Regions from separate parts of the Mus musculus genome. Here region 2 is linked to region 1. The links are chromatin contacts, found by POLR2A ChIA-PET in ENCODE. All regions are on one chromosome and are shown on one strand. Each heading gives the region's core, a stretch centred on a gene start or an enhancer-like site at or near the end of the contact. The rest is flanking DNA. Distances are from core to core; before and after follow the strand shown. Region 1 holds the start of Fiz1 (Flt3 interacting zinc finger protein 1). Region 2 holds the start of Epn1 (epsin 1).

Evidence for each region. ChIA-PET counts read pairs that join two places held with the same protein, here RNA polymerase II (POLR2A).
Region 2: POLR2A ChIA-PET joins it to region 1 with 11 read pairs in Patski. The contact joins the promoter of Epn1 here to the promoter of Fiz1 in region 1. POLR2A ChIA-PET finds 5 or more read pairs at or near these places in 3 of 5 experiments (Patski and embryonic stem cell).

The regions. Positions count from the first base shown.
Region 1 is chr7:5,011,342-5,016,282 of GRCm38, reverse strand. Fiz1 (Flt3 interacting zinc finger protein 1) reads left to right here and starts at 1,555. Exons shown (of 3, transcript NM_001110329.1): 1 at 1,555-1,658; 2 at 3,261-3,605. The coding sequence starts at 3,294. Zfp524 (zinc finger protein 524) reads right to left here and starts at 775. Exons shown (of 2, transcript NM_025324.2): 1 at 723-775.
Region 2 is chr7:5,076,595-5,081,712 of GRCm38, reverse strand. It overlaps Epn1 (epsin 1), which reads right to left and starts at 1,478. Exons shown (of 12, transcript NM_010147.4): 1 at 1,236-1,478. It overlaps U2af2 (U2 small nuclear ribonucleoprotein auxiliary factor (U2AF) 2), which reads right to left. Exons shown (of 12, transcript NM_133671.3): 12 at 1,768-2,531. The coding sequence ends at 2,397.

The DNA of each region.
Region 1 (4,941 bases), core at 306-2,805:
ACAGGAATGAGGAAGCTTCAAAAATGTCCTTAGTGCACAGTCTAGAAAATAGAAAGCTCCAGGACTTTCCCCAGTGCCCACAAGATCCCAGGATAGTAGGAATTGAGTGTACTTGGGGTCAAAGGTCAAAGGTGCAGCTAGCAGCAGATTCTGTCGGGGGACCCTGCACCCCTCTTTTTATTATTTTATTGTTTGGTTGGTTTAAAGTTTTGTGTGTGGTGTTGGCTATCCTAATCAGGGCCTCACACATACTGGGCCTGAGCTACACCCCCAAAACTTGCACCCCCTTTTAATATGCACATAGCATGAGGTCCACACAGAAGCAACTTGTCCAGGATCATATGGTTCGCACGATGAGGAAGCCTGGACAAGAAGCTGAGTTTCTGAAACATACCTATGAAGTGACAGAGTGGCTCTTCGACCCTCTCCCACCCACAAGTCCGGTACGACGCGTGCCTGTCAGGCGCGAGTGGCCCAGCCCGCAAGCGGGGCGGGCCCTCAGGGTACGGTGGCCAATGAGCGGCGCGGGGACATTGGTGGCAGGGGCTGCCAGAAGGGGGTCTGCGCGCGCGAGCCCAGACCGCTCGGCGGGGCGCGAGGTCGACGTGCGCAGGAGAGAGCAAAGAAGCTGGGAACAGGTGCCGGGTGCGCGCTTATGCGCGCGCGCCGGGACCACCCTCTTTCCCCCATCCCCCCCACCCGGGCCCCCCGCCTCTGGGTACCTCATTTGCATGCTGCCTGGGCTCGCGTGTGTACGCGCGCGCGCGCCGGGGGCGACGGGCCGAAGCGTGGGAAGGGGCGGGAGAGAGGGGGCCCAGCCCCTAGGCGGCGGCGGGGCGGGGGTGTGGGAGGTAGCAGAGCGTGAGCTGGACCCCGCCCCTCGGCACGGAAGCCGGGGGCCCCTCCCTCCCTTCCCTGCTGCCAGCGCCCGCGGGGAACAAAGAGGATGCCCTGGGTCCCAAGGCCCCGACACGCTAGCAACAAATGCGCCTGCGTATCAGGCGCCTTCGTGTGCCCAGTGACAACGCACAAAAATCCCCAACCACCTGCAAAAATGCCTTTCCTCCCACGAAGCCTTCCCAACCCGGTGACCCAATCAAATACAGGTACCGGATAGATGAGAAGCGGGAAATGGCTGCTAAGTGCCCCTAATTAATATGGCGCCCATCAGCTTCAAAGAGCCATGGAGTTAAAGTAGTAAAATGGTGCTTGGTGTTTCCTAACTCTGAACAAGTTTGACCACTTGGATTTTTCTCCCTCTTCCCGCATCCTTCCCAGCAGAAGTCAAAGACTAGAAAAAAAAAGCAATCTTATCTAAACACATCTATGTTAACTCTTTGTAACCGCACCGTGGGCTACGAAATGCTGCACGCTGAGAGTATTGCCCTTAGTCTATATGGCGCCGCGGGTAACTTAGGCCCCGCCCCTGCCCTGCCCTCAACAAAGATGGCGCTAGCCTAGCTTCTTTAACCTCCGCGGCTGGAAATAGGAAAGGAAAACACAGAAGGGCGGGGCGGGGGCGGGATAGAGAAGCCAAGAAGGAGGGGTAAAGGGGGGTTGGGGGGGCGTAGAAGAGAGCTGAGGCGGAAGTCGAGAGGCCCCTCAGGTGGAAGTGACGCTGACCCCGCTACCCAAAATGTCGGCGCCCAGAGGGAGGTGTAAGTAATTAAACAGGAAAGCGGACAGACTTTCCCGGCCCCCCGGAGGCCTGCCTGGTCTCCAGGACCTCCGCAACGCAAAAGCAAGGTGGTCTTGCCTAGTTCCTGGGCCGCTTGACCTGCCCCCGACTCGGGCGCCCGAGACTGCACCTTGTAGGGGCAGGGAGAGGGGTACAAAGGGCCAGTTTTCCGGGCCTTGTTCGCAAGATCGAGCAGGGGTGGGGGTGGGGGCCGGCTGCACCAGACACCGTAGGGCGCAGGAGGGGCGGAGCTTAAGGTGGTCGGGGCGGGGCAGAACTGGAGGAGTAGCTTGTTGAGGCGTGGCTTATAGTTGGAGGGGAGGGGTTTCAAGAAAGTGTGGAGACTGGTTAGAAAATGGAGAGGTTTATATAAAGTGGGGCCTAGCAAAGAGGCGTGAATCTCATGAAATGGGGGAAAGGGCCTTGGTTGAAAAATTGAAGAAACTTCGTAAGATGAGGGGAAAACTGGGGTCCAGTAAGACAACAGAGGCCCAGAGTATGTTGTGTGAAGTTTGCCTGAGGTGTGACTTAAAGAAAAGCTTACCTTGACAAGGGGGTGGGGGTGGGGGCATTAGCGGGGCGGTGGTTGCGCACGCCTTTAATCCCAGCACTTGGGAGGCAGAGGCAAGCGAATTTCTGAGTTCGAGGCCAGCCTGGTCTACAAAGTGAGTTCCAGGACTGCCAGGGCTATACAGAGAAACCCTGTCTCGAAAAAAAAAAAAAAGAAAGAAAGAAAGAAAAAACAACAAGACAAGACGGGGGGCGGGGGGGGGGGCAGCGATCTAGGTGTGCAATTTGGAAAGTTTTAGTGGAACTATCAGGTTTTTATCACGAAGGTAAAAATGCTTGGGGGGGGGGCTTGGCGGCAAGCTAAGAATATAATAGCGAAGTAGAGGTGATTATAGAAAAATGTGACTTATTTGAAGGAGAAGTTAGGTGGGATTTGGAAGCAAGTCTCAGTGAAGATTTAACTTAGAAAAGTCAAGTTAACTAAGAAGCATATGAGAATAAAGAAACTAAGAGGAACTTGGTCAAACTGCTCAGTTACGTCTTTCCTGTGCCTCGGCTTTCCTAAGTGCGTTGTACAGCTTGCTACAGTTTTACTTAGCTCACACCATCACTGTATGAAGGAAACACTGGCATTCCCATTTCATTGGTAAAAAGGTTTTGTTTCTGAAACTACAGAACTAGTGTGAGCTCCCTAGAAGCACGAGGTGAAGGCACTTGTTTAAAAGAGAATCAAGAGCTTAGGGAAGAGAGGGAGGGGCTTGAAAGAGGCAGCCCACGCCCAAGCAACAGTAGGAGGGCCTTAGTCTGTAGTGCGCAGGCTTGGAGAGGATTGAGGGAGAGCTTGAGAACACCTTTTGAAGAAAACAACGTGGACGTGGCTAGGAAGGTTAGAGAACGAGGAGGCTTTGTAAAGAGTGGGAAAATTTTAAAGGGTAGTGGTTGCAGCTCGGTGGTGGGGGTGGCTTAGCACTTTGAGAGTCTACCTGGGCCAACTGCTTCTGAGCCAAGAGAGCCGAGGGAAGGGATGGCCAATGGAGAGGTGACTCTTACTGGTGTCTCTTTTGTACTCCAGAGAAAGCCCCAAGCCACCTCCGGACCTTCCGTCATGGAAGACTCCTCGCTGCCTGTGGTTCCTGCCCCCATCGCTGCTCCAGGACCAGCACCATCTGCCACTGCGCCTCGGGTCCCCTTTCACTGTAGCGAATGTGGCAAGAGTTTCCGTTACCGATCAGACCTGAGGCGCCACTTTGCTCGACACACGGCTCTCAAGCCCCACGCATGTCCTCGATGCGGTAAGGGCTTCAAGCATAGCTTCAACTTGGCTAACCACCTGCGCTCACACACTGGTGAACGACCCTACCGATGCTCTGCCTGCCCTAAGGGATTCCGAGACTCCACTGGCCTGCTGCACCACCAGGTGAGTCCGGGGAGCCACATGTGGCTCAGACACTGGGACTCCATTCCACTCAGGGAAAGGCAGCTAGTGATGGCCCTGGCTAGTAAATTTGCCCCGCAGCCGTGTGTTTACACCATCTTGAAAATATGTTAGTGTACACCCAATAGGTCCATGTACACCCACCTCCTTTATTCTACAATGATCAATTTCCCCTACATGGAACACAGGCCTTCAAGGGAACTCAACGAGGCCTACAAATGATCAGGCACCAGGTAGAGGTTAAAGAAAGCAGTTTCTGCCAGGCAGTGGTGGCACACGCCTTTAATCCCAGGCAGAGGCAGGCGGATTTCTGAGTTCAAGGCCAGCCTGGTTTACAGAGTGAGTTCCAAGACAGCCAGGGCTATGCAGAGAAACCCTGTCTCAGAAAAAAAAAAAAAAGAAAGAAAAGAAAGAAAGAAAGAAAAAGAGAGAGAGAGAAAGAAAAGAGAAAGCAAGTAAGCGGTTTCTGAGAAAAGAGTTCTCTAAGGGAGATGTTGGGAAGCAAATTTAAAAAAAAAGAAAAAATGAGAGCATGGTGATACGATCTCCTAATTCTAGCACTGGAGGCAGAGGCAGGAGAGTCAGGAGTTCAAGGTCAGGCTCTGCTACAGAGTTTGAGGCCAGCTTGGACCATATGACCCTGTCTCAGACAACAAAATAGAAATTAATGTATAGGAGAACATTAGCTTGTTATAGACCAGAGGGCACAATGTGTCGGATTGAGACTTGAAGTGTAAGACGTCCTCTTGGGAAAAGCATTGTAGGTCAAAGGACCAGCAAGTGCAAAAGCCGGGAGGTGGGAAGGCCCCTGATGTGCTCACAGGTGTCGCAGTAACTGTTCCTGGGAGAAACCAGTCACATTCACCCCAGGCAGGGCACCAGCAGCAGACCTGAATACAGTTGCACAGAAGGTCTGTTTGGCGGGTCAGAGGGCTTAATTGGGTTCTCCCAGAGAGCACAAGTGAGGGGTTACAGCAGTATGTGAAACACCCCACCCCAGGCCTAAGCAGGCACAGCACCACAAAGCCCCATGCCACCATGGTGGAATGAGTGCCTCGTGGAAGCTGCATGATCGGATCCTGTCCACTTCCTGACACTGTCAACATCTCACCAGGTCACTTGCACCTGGGGGGATGATAGCTCGACTCCTGGGAGCTTAGGTTGGCTCACGGAAAGGAAACAGACAGAACCAAGCAGTGTCTTCACACACAGGCTGCTGGAGAGCCACCTGGTTGGAGCATCATGCAGTGAGGGCACTGTGAAGTGGTCCATTTTACAACAGGAAGAAACTGAACTGAAGCCTGTGGATGCTAGAGCC
Region 2 (5,118 bases), core at 229-2,728, 66 kb before region 1:
GGCAAAAAGAAAGCAATACAGCGAGGCAGGAGGACAGGGAGGACAGAAAGACAGGGACCCTGAAACAAAACACACACATGACACCCAGGGCTGGGGGGGGGTGGGAAGAGATATAACTTAAAAGAACACAAAATTTGCACTCAAATCCCGGCCACATAAGCAACCAGCAAAACAACCCTGTGACTCAGTTCACCTAACTGTGTAACAAAGGGAGGGGTGCTGCCCGGCAAGCTTGCTGATTAAATAAGACGGGTACATAAAGAACTTGGTTCTGTGCCCCACAGATAGTAGGCGCTCGGTACTCCTGGCTGCTATTATTATCAGAAAAAACATTTCCAAAAGGGTGGCATCTAAAGACGCACTATCCTAACACCAACTACCTACTTCAAGCATGTTCAAAAAAAACATACTAAATCTCACAAATGCTGCTGAAAATGGGGCCATTTTCCACAGTTAATTTAGAATTTCTTATTAAACAGTACAAACAATATAGTGAGTCCCCAAGGGGGACTCAAAAACCTGGTATCAAATACTAAGCGAGACAAAATCTCTAGTAACTAGAGCTACTAATAATCACATGCTTAACTCCAGGCCAGACACTGTAAGGCACTTTACCAGGACCACTCCAATGCGCAGAGACCCTGTGGTGCAGGAATTATGAATGCTTCCGTTTAGAAGACTAGGAAAACTGAAGACCAAGGCAAGCAGCGGGGGCTTTGGAATCCACAGCCAGAGCTCTTGTCAGAACACCAGAGACTCAGAAACCTGGGAAGCACATCCTAAGCAAAAGCAGTGGGTTCCTAGAAAGGAATTTTGGGCCTGGGGACGACAGCAATGACCCGGAGAGAAATAATGCACCAAGAGGGAGACCAGTCTGGGGAAATGAAGACACAGAAACCCAGAAAATACAAGCATTGCATGCATCCTGACAGGAACACGGAGCAATCCAAGACACAAACAGCACTCGGATCTCCAAGCCCTTTTGTACAAACACAGAAACACAGAAGCAGAGCAACACAGACAGCAGGGCCACGCGAGACGGGGACACTGACAATCCCAAAAAAAGACACACACCGGCAGGCAAACCCGACCCGGGCACAGCGGTACAAAAGCAGCCACAAGCCATCAGCGGCTGGAACACCGGCTCCGAGGCTGGCTGGACCCGCGCGCGCCACGGCCCAGGCCGGAACACCGGACTTGCCGCGACGGAGGCCAGCATTGCGCCCCTCGCTCACCTCGGCCCGCTTATACCGGGCTTCCAGGGGTCATGACGGTCAGCCCCCTGCCCCCGCTCGGCCTCGGTGTCGCGGGGCGCGCGCCGAGCTGCGGGAAGCAGAAGTGCGCACGTGCGCACGCACAGACGCACGGAGGGCCGCACAGCGACGGCCCCGCCGCCCCGGCGCCCGGGAGGGGCGCAGAGAGCCGGGCGGGGGAGGGGAGCCGCCGAGCGGACGGGAAGCAACCGAAGGTGGCAGCGGACCGGAAGCGGAAATGAACTCACGTGCCCCGCCCTCTGCACTTCGCCCGGCAGCCTCCACTTCCGCGACCAAACCCACCCCGGCACCATTTCCGGCGCACGGGACTGCGCGTCCTTATGCCCTTGCGTCACTTCCGCATCTACGCAGCAGTGGAGACGCGTAAAGGTCCAAGCCTTGAAGCCTCCACTGTGGCTACCCTCGCGGGACCCTCAGGCCTGCCTCCTTCCCTGGGTGCCACCCTCCACACCCTCGGCCGAAAGAGACGGGCGGACACACTGGACACAGATGAGGATCCATAAAGTAAAATACAACAAAATGTTTAATGAGCAAATTCGTATTAGCAAATATGAAACTGCCACAGAGAGGGGGAGCGGGACAGAGACCACGGGTTGAGTCAGGAAGACTAAGGAGAAGAACCAACTACTTAAGAAACCAGGGTGGAGAACAGGAAGGACCAGAAGCCAAAGGACGGGAGCTGTGGTCCTGCAAAGGGAGAGGGCAGGGCACTGAGGGCCAGACAACAAAATTCAAAATAGTTTGGCCATAAAATATAAACACGCTATGTTCCTACCATGGGGGAAGAGAGGAGGAAAGGGGTGTAAGGGATAAGAGGCTGTTTGGGAAGGGGCTGTGGAGGTCCTACCCGCCCTGCTGTGCACACAGTCCCCATCCCAGCCCGTTCCCTCTGTGTCTGTGTGGGTGCATGTGTCTGTGTGGGCCTGTGTGCACTTGCCCAGTCCCCTTCCTGCCCTAGCCCCCCACCCCCCACCCCCCTTAATTGCTGCCATTCCAGTTGCTGCCGGCTGTCATTCGGCTGTCACTCCTCTGCCCATCTTCTTCAAGAGGGGGGAAAGGAGGAGGGGACAGGTGGGGGGAAAGTCCCCAGCCAGCCCTGCCCCCACCCTCCCCCAGCCACCTCTACCAGAAGTCCCGACGGTGGTAAGAATCAGGGTCACAGTATTTTGTGACCACCACTCTGTTGGCGAACTTGCGACCGGTTAGACCCTGCATGGCTTTCTGGCAGTCAAACACAGAGGTGAACTCCACGAAGATCTGTAGGAACAAGAGGCATATCTGTGAACAAGGTTGGCTCCTAGCATCTACTCAGCATTCATTTAAAGTACAGAATCAGCACAGGAAATGAGAGAACACCTCACCACACTGCACAGAGGACTTCAGTTCAGTATGAGGGTGTTTACCCAAACGTTCTCCAGTACCCAAGAACAAGGCACAGAAGCGAGACATCACAGAAATGAAGAAAACCAGGCAGGCCTGAGTCACTTAAGTACACGGGGCAGTGGCCAGAGGCAAGACCCCAGAGGAGAGAAGGGGTCACTTCTGCATCATGCACCCTACAGTGTTCCCCAAGCCACAACTGTCATGTTCTCCCCACAGACAAGGTAAGGAAAGCTCAGAAATTAGGACTCAAGCCCAACCTGAATTAAAACAGGTTCATCTATCCATGTTGACAAGCCTGCTTGAACCACTCAATCACCTTAAAGGAAATGATTACAATGAAGGTCCCCTAACATGGGAACTGCATGACTACCGCACTACTTTAACAAACCAGTTGACTTCAGAAGAGAGTGGAGAGAATATGAGATAAAAGTGATAGAAACTTTATGGGGCCAGCAAAATGGCCCTACAATTCCGGCATCCTGCATTCAACCCGACTCCTTCCCAAAACACTGTCCTATGCTTGCACAAAAACAAAAACAAGTGAGTTAAAAGGGGCTGGAGAGAGAGGGCTCAACAGTTAAGAGCACTGACTGCTCTTCCAGCGGTTCTGAGTTCAATTCACAGCAACCACACAGTGGCTCACAACCATCTCTAATGGGATCCGATGACGTTTTCAGGTGGGTCTGGCAGCGACAGTGTACTCACATACATTAAATAAATCTTTTTAAAAAATCTGTTAAAAAGAAACTGCAACCAAAATCAGGATTTGGACCTTACTGAAACAAGACATTTTAGAGATAGTAACATTTAAACAGAACTTAGGTAGACTAGACACCAAGGAATTAAATGAAGACTGTTTTACTATAATAGCATTCTTTAAAAAAACCAAGGTTATGGGTTTAGCCCGCTGGTTCTGGGGACAGAGATAATAAGCACTGTCTGTTAACACAGAAGTGTAGCTAGCACCTACTCTTTAAGCTTTAAGTACTCTTTAAGCTTTAAGTACTCACTGCATAATCCAGGTGTGAGGATACACATCTGCAATCCCAGCAGGGAGGCTGAGGCAAGATCACTAGCCCAAGATCAGTAGGGACTATGCAGTAAAACCCCATCTCAAAGCAGAAACAACCCCCCCCCCCAATATTGATAACTTAAAGCTGGATAATATACACTAAGCATCAGCATCAATCTCATATACTTTTAGAAGTTTAAGAATAGAACAAAGGTTAATATGGTAGCTAAGTGACACTAGTTCAAAGCTAGCCAAGCTGAGGCACCATAGTAAAACCCCATCTCAAATGAAAATCAATACACTCTCTCCCCCCGACAAAGAGTTAGCCGCTCAAGAGGCCAGTCTGTGCATTCAGAGATCCTGTATTTATTTACTCAATCCCCATTTAAGGCAGGCTTCCATTAAGGTGCCAGCCTGAATCAGAAAGAGTGGCATATCAAATACAGGCAAAGAAGCAGTCAAGAGGCTTTTTTAGTCAGATAGTCTTCTTCCTTTTGACTACTGCACCAGACCTCTGCTGCATTCCCAAGATTCATTTGAAACCTGCCCAGCCTCCCCATGTCTGAGTTTCTATCAATCCTCACCCACTTGGGAGTTCCCATCTACCCAGCTAACTGCTTCCTAGCTGACTCTATTAGGATATCTAAGTAACCTCAGAGGCAGTAGGCCTAAAAATGGCTCCACCTCACCTGTCACTCCCATCTCCACAAACTCATCCATTTCTCATTGCCCATTATAGTCACCACATCACTATGGACACAGAGATATTCTGAATGTCACTGGGCAATTTCGCCACTTCAAGTTTTATGGGGCATACAACCTGTATGTTTTCACTAGATAATATCACCTTGACTAAACAGTTTTATCTCCCAGCACAAGACATACTTTAAAGCAGGCCACCATCTTTCTCTTATACTAATACAGGCAACCCCATGGATCACCTGACTCATGACTCGGCACTCTCCATACATTATCAAAGAGCTAGCATTACATCAGCTTCCTTCTATCTGTGAAGCTCCACTCCTCTACAAGAAAACCCTAGGCTTCTTCCTCAAGTTCATAAGGACCTCCATAATCCTCTTGCAAAATTGGCCTCTTCTCTCAAATCCTGCTCATGGTCCTTTCAGCCATAACAAGAGTTCCTAAAAACCAATGGCTGAACATCCTGGCCTCATCTCATTCATACTCCTGCAATGTAGCAATTAGCTCTACAGGGGCAAAAGCAAGTCCCTACATTGAATATACCCTAACCCCAACCACACACACAGCAATCCTACCTAAAGTCTCTGCTTCTGTCCATCTGCCTAGGACAGGCACCTATCTAAAACCAGAACTTGGGTCTATGGAAGTGGCTCAGGGATAAAGCACTTGCTTAGTTAGCTACAATAAGGCCATGAATTCTATCTTTAGTACCAGAAAGAAAAATAAAGGCATGTAGCAACTCTGATA